Linked DNA regions of Homo sapiens: region 2 is linked to region 1. The links are chromatin contacts, found by Hi-C or POLR2A ChIA-PET in ENCODE. All regions are on one chromosome and are shown on one strand. The core of a region is the stretch at or near the end of the contact, and the rest is flanking DNA. Distances in the headings are between cores, read along the strand shown.

Region 1 (4,465 bases), core at 254-2,753:
TAAACCAAACACAAAAGAACAAATATTGTATAATACAGTACTGAGAATGGGTAAATTCATAGATTAGTGCTGCTGGGAGTAGGAGGAAATAATGGGTGTCTGCTAATGGTTTTAAGGTTTCTTTTAGGGATGATAAAAATGTTCTGGAATTAGATAATAGTGGTGATTGCACAACCTTGTGAATATATTAAAACCACTGAATTGCACACTTTAAAAGGGTGAATTTAGACTGGGTGTGGTGGCTCACACCTGTAATCCCTGAACTTTGGAAGGGCGAGGAGTTCGAGACCAGCCTAACCAACATGGTGAAAAATACAAAGTAGCTGGGTGTGGTGGTATGCGCCTGTAATTCCAGCTACTTGAGAGGCTGAAGCAAAGAATCGCTTGAACCCAGGAGGCGGACGTTGCAGTGAGCCGAGACGGCGCCACTGTACTCCAGCCTGGGCAACAGAGCGAGACTATGTCTCCACTTTTTTTTAAAAAAGGGAGTGAATTTAATTGTACGTGAATTATAACTTTTTTTTTTTTGGATGGATTCTCGCTCTGTCCCCCAGGCTGGAGTGCAGTGGTGCGATGTCGGCTTACCGGCACACCTGCCTACTGGGTTCAAGCGATTCTCATGCCTCCGCCTCCCGAGTAGCGGGGATTACAGGCGCCCGCCACCAGGCCTGCCTAGTTTTGTATTTTTAGTAGAGACGGGGTTTCGCTATGTTAGCCAGGCTGGCGTAGAACTCCTGGCCTCAAGCGATCCTCCCGCATCGGCCTTCCAAAGTTCTGGGATTACAGGTGTGAGACGCCGCGCCAGACCTCTATCTCAATGTTATAACAAGGCTCAATACTCAGCTAAAGTGAGCGTCAAATTTTTATTTTTATTTTTTCCCCCGTGACAGGGTCTCGCTCTGTCGCCCGGGACGGAGTGTCGTGGTACGGGTGCGATCTCGGCTCACTGCAGGCTTGACCTCCAGGGAACATGGGGGCATGCCGCCACCATGCCCGGCGTCAAATTCCTTTTAAATCAATCATTTCTTCCCAGCGTCCCCCGCTCCCTGCAACTCAACTTCGTTTAGCTATTAACACAAACTTCAGATTCCCCACGCCTGTCTGCAGGCAGCATCTCCAAGGAAGCGCCACCACGGACACCTGGCTGTCCGCACCGCGGTGGGGTCCCGGCGCGTTGGTGCCAAGTTTCCTGTACCCCGCCTTCCTACCCACCTCTCGGGAGGCCCGGATACTGAGCCCCTCACTGCACTGGTGAACTAGAACAGGCCTCTGGACTCAGCATCTCTACGCTGAGACCTCAGGATCAGGTCCACCGCAGCCCCAGGTTCTCGACCCGGAAGCTGAGCCTTCCCACGCTCCACACCCACGGCTAGAACCACCCCGGGGGAAGCCGCTCTCCTCCCCCACTTACGCGCCTCGGGCAGCGCGCGGTGCACACAGGGAGCTCGATCTAGGCTATGGACAAGGGGAAGAGATCTTAGATGGAGGCCGCGCAGAGGAGAATGGGAAGGGTGCGCGAGCGTCTCTGGGAAGAAGGTCCGAACCCACGCCCAGCGCCGGAGGGGGAAAAAAAAAAACACAGACCAGAGAAGGAACCGTAAATCAAGTCGGAGGGGAAAAGAGCCGCAAAGCCTTCTGCGGCAGCCGTAAAGCAACCTGGAGGCGCGGTGCTGGCTTTTACGTTCTGAGCCGCTCGCCCTGCCGCTTCCCTGCGCGCCCTCTGCCTCCTACTTCCCGCCAGCTTCCCTCGGTCCGCGGCCGTCGGATCTCTGCTGCCCCCTGGTGGGCCTGGCGGTTTCGTCAGGCCTTCAGCGGCTAGTTAGGCCCGGGTGGTTCACACTTCACATGCCCAGTGCCCATTAGGATGCGGGGCCCGCCCACCCATGCACAATTGGGAAAATCTGAGGATGAATGGTTGTCAGAGACCTTCCCAGATTCCGCCCGGGCCGAGGCAGCGGTGGACCTGGTGGTTCTCGCGGCCTCTCACCACCGCCGCGCACATCCAGTCGTCACCGGATGGCGCCTTCGGTTAGCGACGACCGCAGGGAAATGGAGAAGTGCGGCTTGGGGGGCGAAGTCCCCTCTAGAATGTCCCCTGGGGCCGGGCGTGGTGGCTCAGGCCTGTAATCCCACCACTTTGGGACGCCGAGGCGGGCTGATCACGAGGTCAGGAGTTCGAGACCAGCCTGGGCAACATGGCGAAACCCTGTCTCTACTAAAAATACAAAAAATTAGCCGGGCGTGGTGGCGGGCGCCTGTAGTCCCAGCTACTCGGGAGGCTGAGGTAGGAGAATGGCGTGAACCCCGGGGGACGGAGCCTGCAGTGAGCCGAGATCGCCCCACTGCACTCCAGCCTGGGCGACAGAGCGAGGCTCCGTCTCAAAAAAAAAAAAAAAAGTTTTTGTAGCGACAGGGTCTTGCTATGTTGCCCAGGCTGGTCTTGAACTCCTCGCCTCAAGTGATCCTCTTGCCTCAGCCTCCCAAAGTGCTAGGATTACAGGTATGAGCCACTGCACCTAGCCCACTTATCATTCTTTTTGTGGCGAGATATTTTCAACTTACTCTCTTAGAAATTTTGAAATATACAATAAATTATTATTAACTATAGTCACTATGCTGTGCAATAAATCTCAAAATTGTATTCCTCCTGTTTAACTGTTAACTTTGTACCCTGAGACCAACATCTTCATCTCCCCATTATCTCCCCCAGCCCCTTATTCCCCAGCCTCTGGGGAATTTTTAGTAGAGACAGGGTTTCTCCATGTTGGTCAGGCTGGTCTCGAACTCCCAACCTCAGGTGATCTGCTCACCTCAGCCTCCCAAAGTGCTGGGATTACAGGTGTGAGCCACTGTGCCCAGCCAATATTGAGCATTTTTATGAACCTGTTGATCATTTGTATGTCATCTTTTGATAAATGATTTTTTTTTTAAAGAGTCAGGGTCTCAAGCTATCAAGCTGTTGCCCAGACTGTACTGCAGTGCTGCAATCATGGCTCACTGCAACCTCTAACTCCTGGGCTCAAGTGATCCTCCCACCTCAGCTTCCCAGGTAGCTGGGACTACAAGCATATGTCACCACACCTGGCTAATCTAAAATTTTTTTGTAGAGACAAGGTCTTTCTATGTTGTCCAGGCTTTTCACAACTCCTGGCCTCAAGCAATTCTCCTGTCTCAGCCTTCCAAAGCACTGGGATTACAGGTGTAAACCAGTGCACCTGGTGCCCTTTGCCCCCTTTTTAGTCGTGTGATCTGATTTTGCTATGAGTTGTTTGCTTTCTTCACATATTTAGAATAGGATAGTAACCCCTTATTGGATATATGGTTTGCAAATATTTTCTCTCACTCTGTTGTTTTCTTTGTTGTGTCCTTTCATTTCTGATTTTGGTAATTTGTGTCCTCTCCTTTTTTCACTAGTCCAGCTAGATGTTTATTAATTTTACCTGTCTTTTCAAAGAACCAGCTCATGGTTTTATTAATTACTACAATTGTTTTTCCATTTGTTTGTTTCACTGATTTTCATTGTTATCTTCATCACTTCCTTTCTTCTGCTCACTTTAGGTTTACTTTACTTTTCTTTCTTTTTGTTTCTTATGATTTTAACCTTTTTTTGTTTTAAGTAAAGGCATTTAAACTATTAAACTATAAATTTTCCTCTAAGAACTCCTTTAGCTGAATTTTATAAATTCTGAAACATAATTTTTGGGGTAAATGTATTTTAAAGTTACCTACCTGCATGTTATTGTATATATTATATTGTTTTCTTTTTTTTTATGAAAAACTTTTTTTTCTAAGAGACAGCACCTCACTCTGCTGCCCAGGCTATGGTGCAGTGGCACGGTCATAGCTCGCTATAACCTCAAATGCCTGGGCTCAAGTGATCCTCCTGCTTCAGTCTCCTAAGTAGCTAGGATTACAGAGGCTACATGCCCAGCTAAGTAAAAAAACATTTTTTTGGTGGAGGCAGGGTCTTGCTATGTTGCTCAGGCTGGTCTTGAACTCCTAGCCTCAAGCAATTCTCCCACCTTGGCCTCCCAAAGTGCTGGAACTGCAGGTGCATGACACTATGCCTGGCTAATTAAAAAAATTTTTTTTAGAGAGGGGTTCTTACTATGTTTCTCAGGCTTGTCTTAAACTCCAGGGCTCAAGCAATCCTCCTGCCTCAGCCTCCTGAGTAGCTGGGACTACAGGTGCTCACCACCATGCTCAGCTCTAAAAACTACATTTTAAAAATAGTTCCTGCTATTCTTTGTTGTGGGTTGAATTGTGTTCCTCAAAAAGACAGGTAGAAATTATAACCTCCAGTACTTGTGAATGTGACCTTAATTAGAGAGGGGTCTTTGTAGATGTAATCAAGTAGGATGAGGTCATACTCAATTCAGGATAGACCCTCTTCAATATAATTGCTGTTATAAGAAAACAGGCTGGGTTCGGTGCCTCACACCTCCCAACACTTTGGGAGGTCAAG
Region 2 (4,206 bases), core at 1,668-4,167, 350 kb before region 1:
TTGCAAAAAATATTGGCCAGGCGTGGTGGCTCACGACTGTAATCCCAGCACTTTGGGAGGCCAAGGCGGGTGGATCACCTGAGGTTGGAAGTTCAAGACCAGTCTGGCCAACTAAAAATACAAAATTAGCCGGGCGTGTTGGTGCATGCCTGTAATCCCAGTTACTCGGGAGGCTGAGGCAGGAGAATGGCTTGAACCCGGGAGGCGGAGGTTGCGGTGAGCCAAGATCATGCCATTGCACTCCAGCCTGGGCAACAAGAGTTAAACTCCGTCTTAGGGGGAAAAAAAAAACACTTTTGATAAAGGACAGTTATTTAAAATATGTAAATTCTTAGACTTTTAAAATTCAACAATCAGAATATGAACCTGATTTGAAAAAATAGGCCAAAGACGTCTTCACAGACACCTCATCAATGAAGACATAAAATGGCAAGTAAGTATATAAAAAGATGTCCACATGATACGTCATCAGGAAAGTGCATATTAAAACAACAATTTGATGAGAATGGCCAAAATCCAGAACACTGACAATACCAAATGCTGCAAGGATGTGGAACAACATCCTTGTTCATTGCTGGTGGGAATGCAAAATGGTACAGCCACTTTGGAACACAGTTCGGCAATTTCTTTCAAAATTCAACATACTCTTCCATACGATCCAGCAACCACGCTCCTTGGGATTTTCCCAAAAGAACTCAAAACTTACGTTCACACAAAAATCTGCACATGGATGTTTACGGAAGCTTTATATATAACTGCCAAAACTTGGAAGCTACCAAAATGAAAATACTCTGTATGAGGGTATGATGGTGGAAATACATCATTATGCATTTGTCCAAAACTGTAGAACATACAACAGCAGGAGTGAACTCTGTGTAAACGATAGATGTTGCGTGATAATGATGTGTCAACGCAGCTTCATTAGCTGCAACAAATGGACCCCTCTGCTGGGGGATGTTGATAATGGGGGCGGCTGTGCGTATGTAGGGACAGGAGGCATATGGGGAGTTTCTGTACCTTCCTCCCAATTTCGCTATGAATTTCGCTGTGAATTTTACTCTAAAAAAATAAAGTTTAAAAAGAAAGAAACAAACAAACAATAAAACCAAAGACAAGATAGTGACTCAATGGAGAAGAATTTTCCAAATATAAAAAAGTGGCAAGCTGAGTGCGGTGGCTCACACCTATAATCCCAGCACTTTGGGAGGTTGAAGCAGGGGCATCCCTGGAGGCCAGGAGTTGGAGACCAGCCTGGGGGACATGGCAAAATCCTGTCTCTACCAAAAATACAAAAAATTAGCCGGGCGTGGCGGCGTGTGCCTGTAGTCCCAGCTACAGGAGGCTGAGGTGGGAGGATCACTTGAGCCCAGGAAGTCGAGGTTGCAGTGAGCCATTATTGCACCATCCCACTCCAGCCTGGACGATGAGAGTGAGACCCTGTCTCAAAAAAAAAACAAAAAAAAATGGCAGAATTCACAGTCGAAAAGATAAATAAACATAAAAAAGTTAAGCTTCTGTCACATGAAAAACTTGTTAAAATTAAAAGTCACGTCATAACTATTACAAATTTATACCCTAAACCAAATAACACACCTATTAAGTACAATTATGATCCCAGTTTTCTAAAATAAAACAAAATGCCTTAATCTACAAAGGGGAAAAATGGAAGGCGAAACACTACGTGGTTGGTAGTTGTAGGCTGTGGGTTTCCGGGTGATGGCTGGTTCCACCATCTGTGTGACCTTGTGCAAGTCAGTTCCCCCTTCTGTGCCTCAGTCTCCCCATGTGTAGCATGAAAATGATAATGGCACCTTCCTGACAGGGTTGCTATGAGCACTACCTGGGTTACTGCGTGTAAAGTACTTGTAAGAGTGTGCGGCACTCAATAAATCTCAGTGTTGCTATTATTATACGTTTTCTTACAGATGGGCTTTTGAGATTTCCACTGTTTACCCAGGATACTAAGGGTTGTACTAAGAACATGGTGACACAGGAGAACATAGTCTGACATGGACAGACTTAAAGATTATAAGGAACAAACAAGTGAAAATAGGTCAGACAAATCAAAGAGTAAGGGCAGCACATATTATTCATGTTACATAAAACCAAGGAGCTGTTCCTTGTATATGATGAATTGAAGAAGTCTCGAAGACATTGCGTCTTGAGGCAAAGTAGGGCCAAGTGAAATTTCCACTTCTCTTGCCATTGGCCAAGAACATTTCATGGAGGAGATAGAATCTCAGAAGCTGAAGAAGAGGCGAATGTATTAGTGGGAGTTACCATTAACAATGAACACCAAGAAGTGTCGCAGGAGCCTGCACCTCGGCAGTGCAGCCAACTCTGCACTGAAGGTGTGGAGGGTCTGGGGCATTGTTGCTTTTGGGGAATGCTGGGCTATTACAGGCCAGAGGGCCCAGAGGCCTTTGCCTTGTTGAAGCCCTCTAGTATAATGCTGGACCCTTCTGGTTTAAAGGAACATTTATTATCACTAGTAAGATTTTTCTTTGTAGCTCTGGGCTAATTTATGTAGGTAGGAGGTCCCCTGCGGAGAAAGCTTGGTCTCTCGTATATAAACACAAGCATCTGCAGATAAGTTTCCTGTAAGGAAATGAGCTTGTTAACGGGTGGGAAAGGGAAGAACTGCTCACTCACACAATCGTGTATAATGTGTGTGTATGCGTGTGTGTCTGTGTATAGATATGTACAGACAGCACTTTGCCAACACCCTGTTTCTGGTATGCGCAAGGATGTTTCCATACTTGGCTGCTTCACAGGTGTTTTCACTGACCTCCCCCTGGGCACCGAGGGGGTAAGTGCGGATCTACGTTCAGCAGGTAGCTGTGTCCACAGCTCCATTCCGCCCCCACCCTCCTCCTTGCCCTCCCTCTGCCCAGAGGGAGGAAACTGGCAGTGAATTCCAGAGAGGACTGGAGAGGGCTGCCCGAGCTTGCCCATCTTACCAGACAGGGCTATGTCTAAGGTGTGAGTGCTGTGGACCTGGCCATAGGCCACTTTCGAAGGAGCTCACCCGTGACTCAGCTTGGGCTGTGAGAAATGAGGAGAAAGGGGGGGAGACATTTAAAACATGGTCATCAATTCAATCTAATTAGAGTCATTTGAGGTCCACCTAATAGACACCAAACTGTTAACAGCAATTATCTTTGGCCGATAGAATTAAGGAAAATTTTAATCCTGTTTAATATTATTTTCTACAATATTTTAATTTTAACTTTTTTTTTGAGACAGGATCTTTCTTTGTCATCCAGGCTGCAGTTCAGTGGCACAATCACGGCTCACTGGAGCCCCGACTTCCTGGGCTCTAGCGATCCTCCCACCTCAGCTTCCCAAGTACCTGGGACCACAGATGTGCACCACCACACCCGGCTAGTTTTCATATTTTTGGTAAGGACGGGGTTTCACCATGTTGGCCAGGCTGGTCTCGAACTCCTGGGCTCAAGTGATCCACCTGCCTCGGCCTCCCAAAGTGCTGGGATTACAGGCGTGAGTCACTGCGCCCAGCCTACAATGCTTGTATTTTTGTTACAAGGATGTATTTCTTGTACCAGCCGAAAAAGAGAGAAATATTGAAATAAATAAAGCACAAATTTGGAAAGTATTCCAGGCCGGGTGAGGTGGATCATGGCTGTAATCCCAGCACTTTGGGAGGCCGAGGCGGATGGATCACCTGAGGTCAGGAGTTCGAGACCAGCTTGGCCAACATGGAGAAACCTTGTCTCTACTAAAAATACCAAAAAACTAGCCAGGTGTGGTGGCAGGCGCCTGTAATCCCAGCTACTTGCGGGGCTGAGGCAGGAGAATTTCTTGAACGCGGGAGGCGGAGGTTGCAGTGAGCCGAGATTGCGCCGTCGCACTACAAGACAGAGACTTCATCTCAAAAAAAGTATTCCTCCCCCCGCCCCAGTTAATTTGTCAGTGGATAAGAAATGAGAATGACGAAGCTAAATCTTAGACATTTGAGGGGGTCATAGCCCCCAAGAAAAGGGTGAGTGTCCTAGCTACAGCACAAGCCATCACACGTTGAGCAGCGTGTAAGACCTCACAACATGATCTCTGCAACATCCTACAAGGGGGTATTATCCCCCCATTTACTGGTGAGAAAACAACTCAGAGAGGTTAAGAGACTTATCAGGATGCCACCCATGTTCGTGGCTTCATTGGAATTTGAACCCTGACTTGCCTCAGTAG

Evidence for each region. A loop is a pair of places that touch in the nucleus more often than their neighbours do. ChIA-PET counts read pairs that join two places held with the same protein, here RNA polymerase II (POLR2A).
Region 2: a loop to region 1 is called in a map of mammary epithelial cell, with 13 times the contacts of the local background. The contact joins the enhancer-like site here to the promoter of RAD52 in region 1. A Hi-C loop is called at or near these places in 1 of 168 maps with a recorded cell type or tissue (mammary epithelial cell). POLR2A ChIA-PET finds 5 or more read pairs at or near these places in 3 of 52 experiments (HEK293, PC-9 and activated CD8-positive, alpha-beta memory T cell).

What each region holds. Positions count from the first base shown.
Region 1 is chr12:948,191-952,655 of GRCh38, forward strand. RAD52 (RAD52 DNA repair protein) reads right to left here and starts at 1,504. Exons shown (of 12, transcript NM_134424.4): 1 at 1,412-1,504. RefSeq lists enhancers at 676-1,334, 827-906, 1,335-1,993, 1,457-1,726.
Region 2 is chr12:595,479-599,684 of GRCh38, forward strand. All of the region lies in intron 1 of NINJ2 (ninjurin 2), which reads right to left. Among named protein-coding and RNA genes, the nearest start is that of NINJ2-AS1, 33 kb to the right of the region's middle. Within about 2 kb of position 2,918, at least 2 of the 41 ENCODE cell types and tissues checked have a DNase peak (open chromatin) inside an H3K27ac peak, as active enhancers do.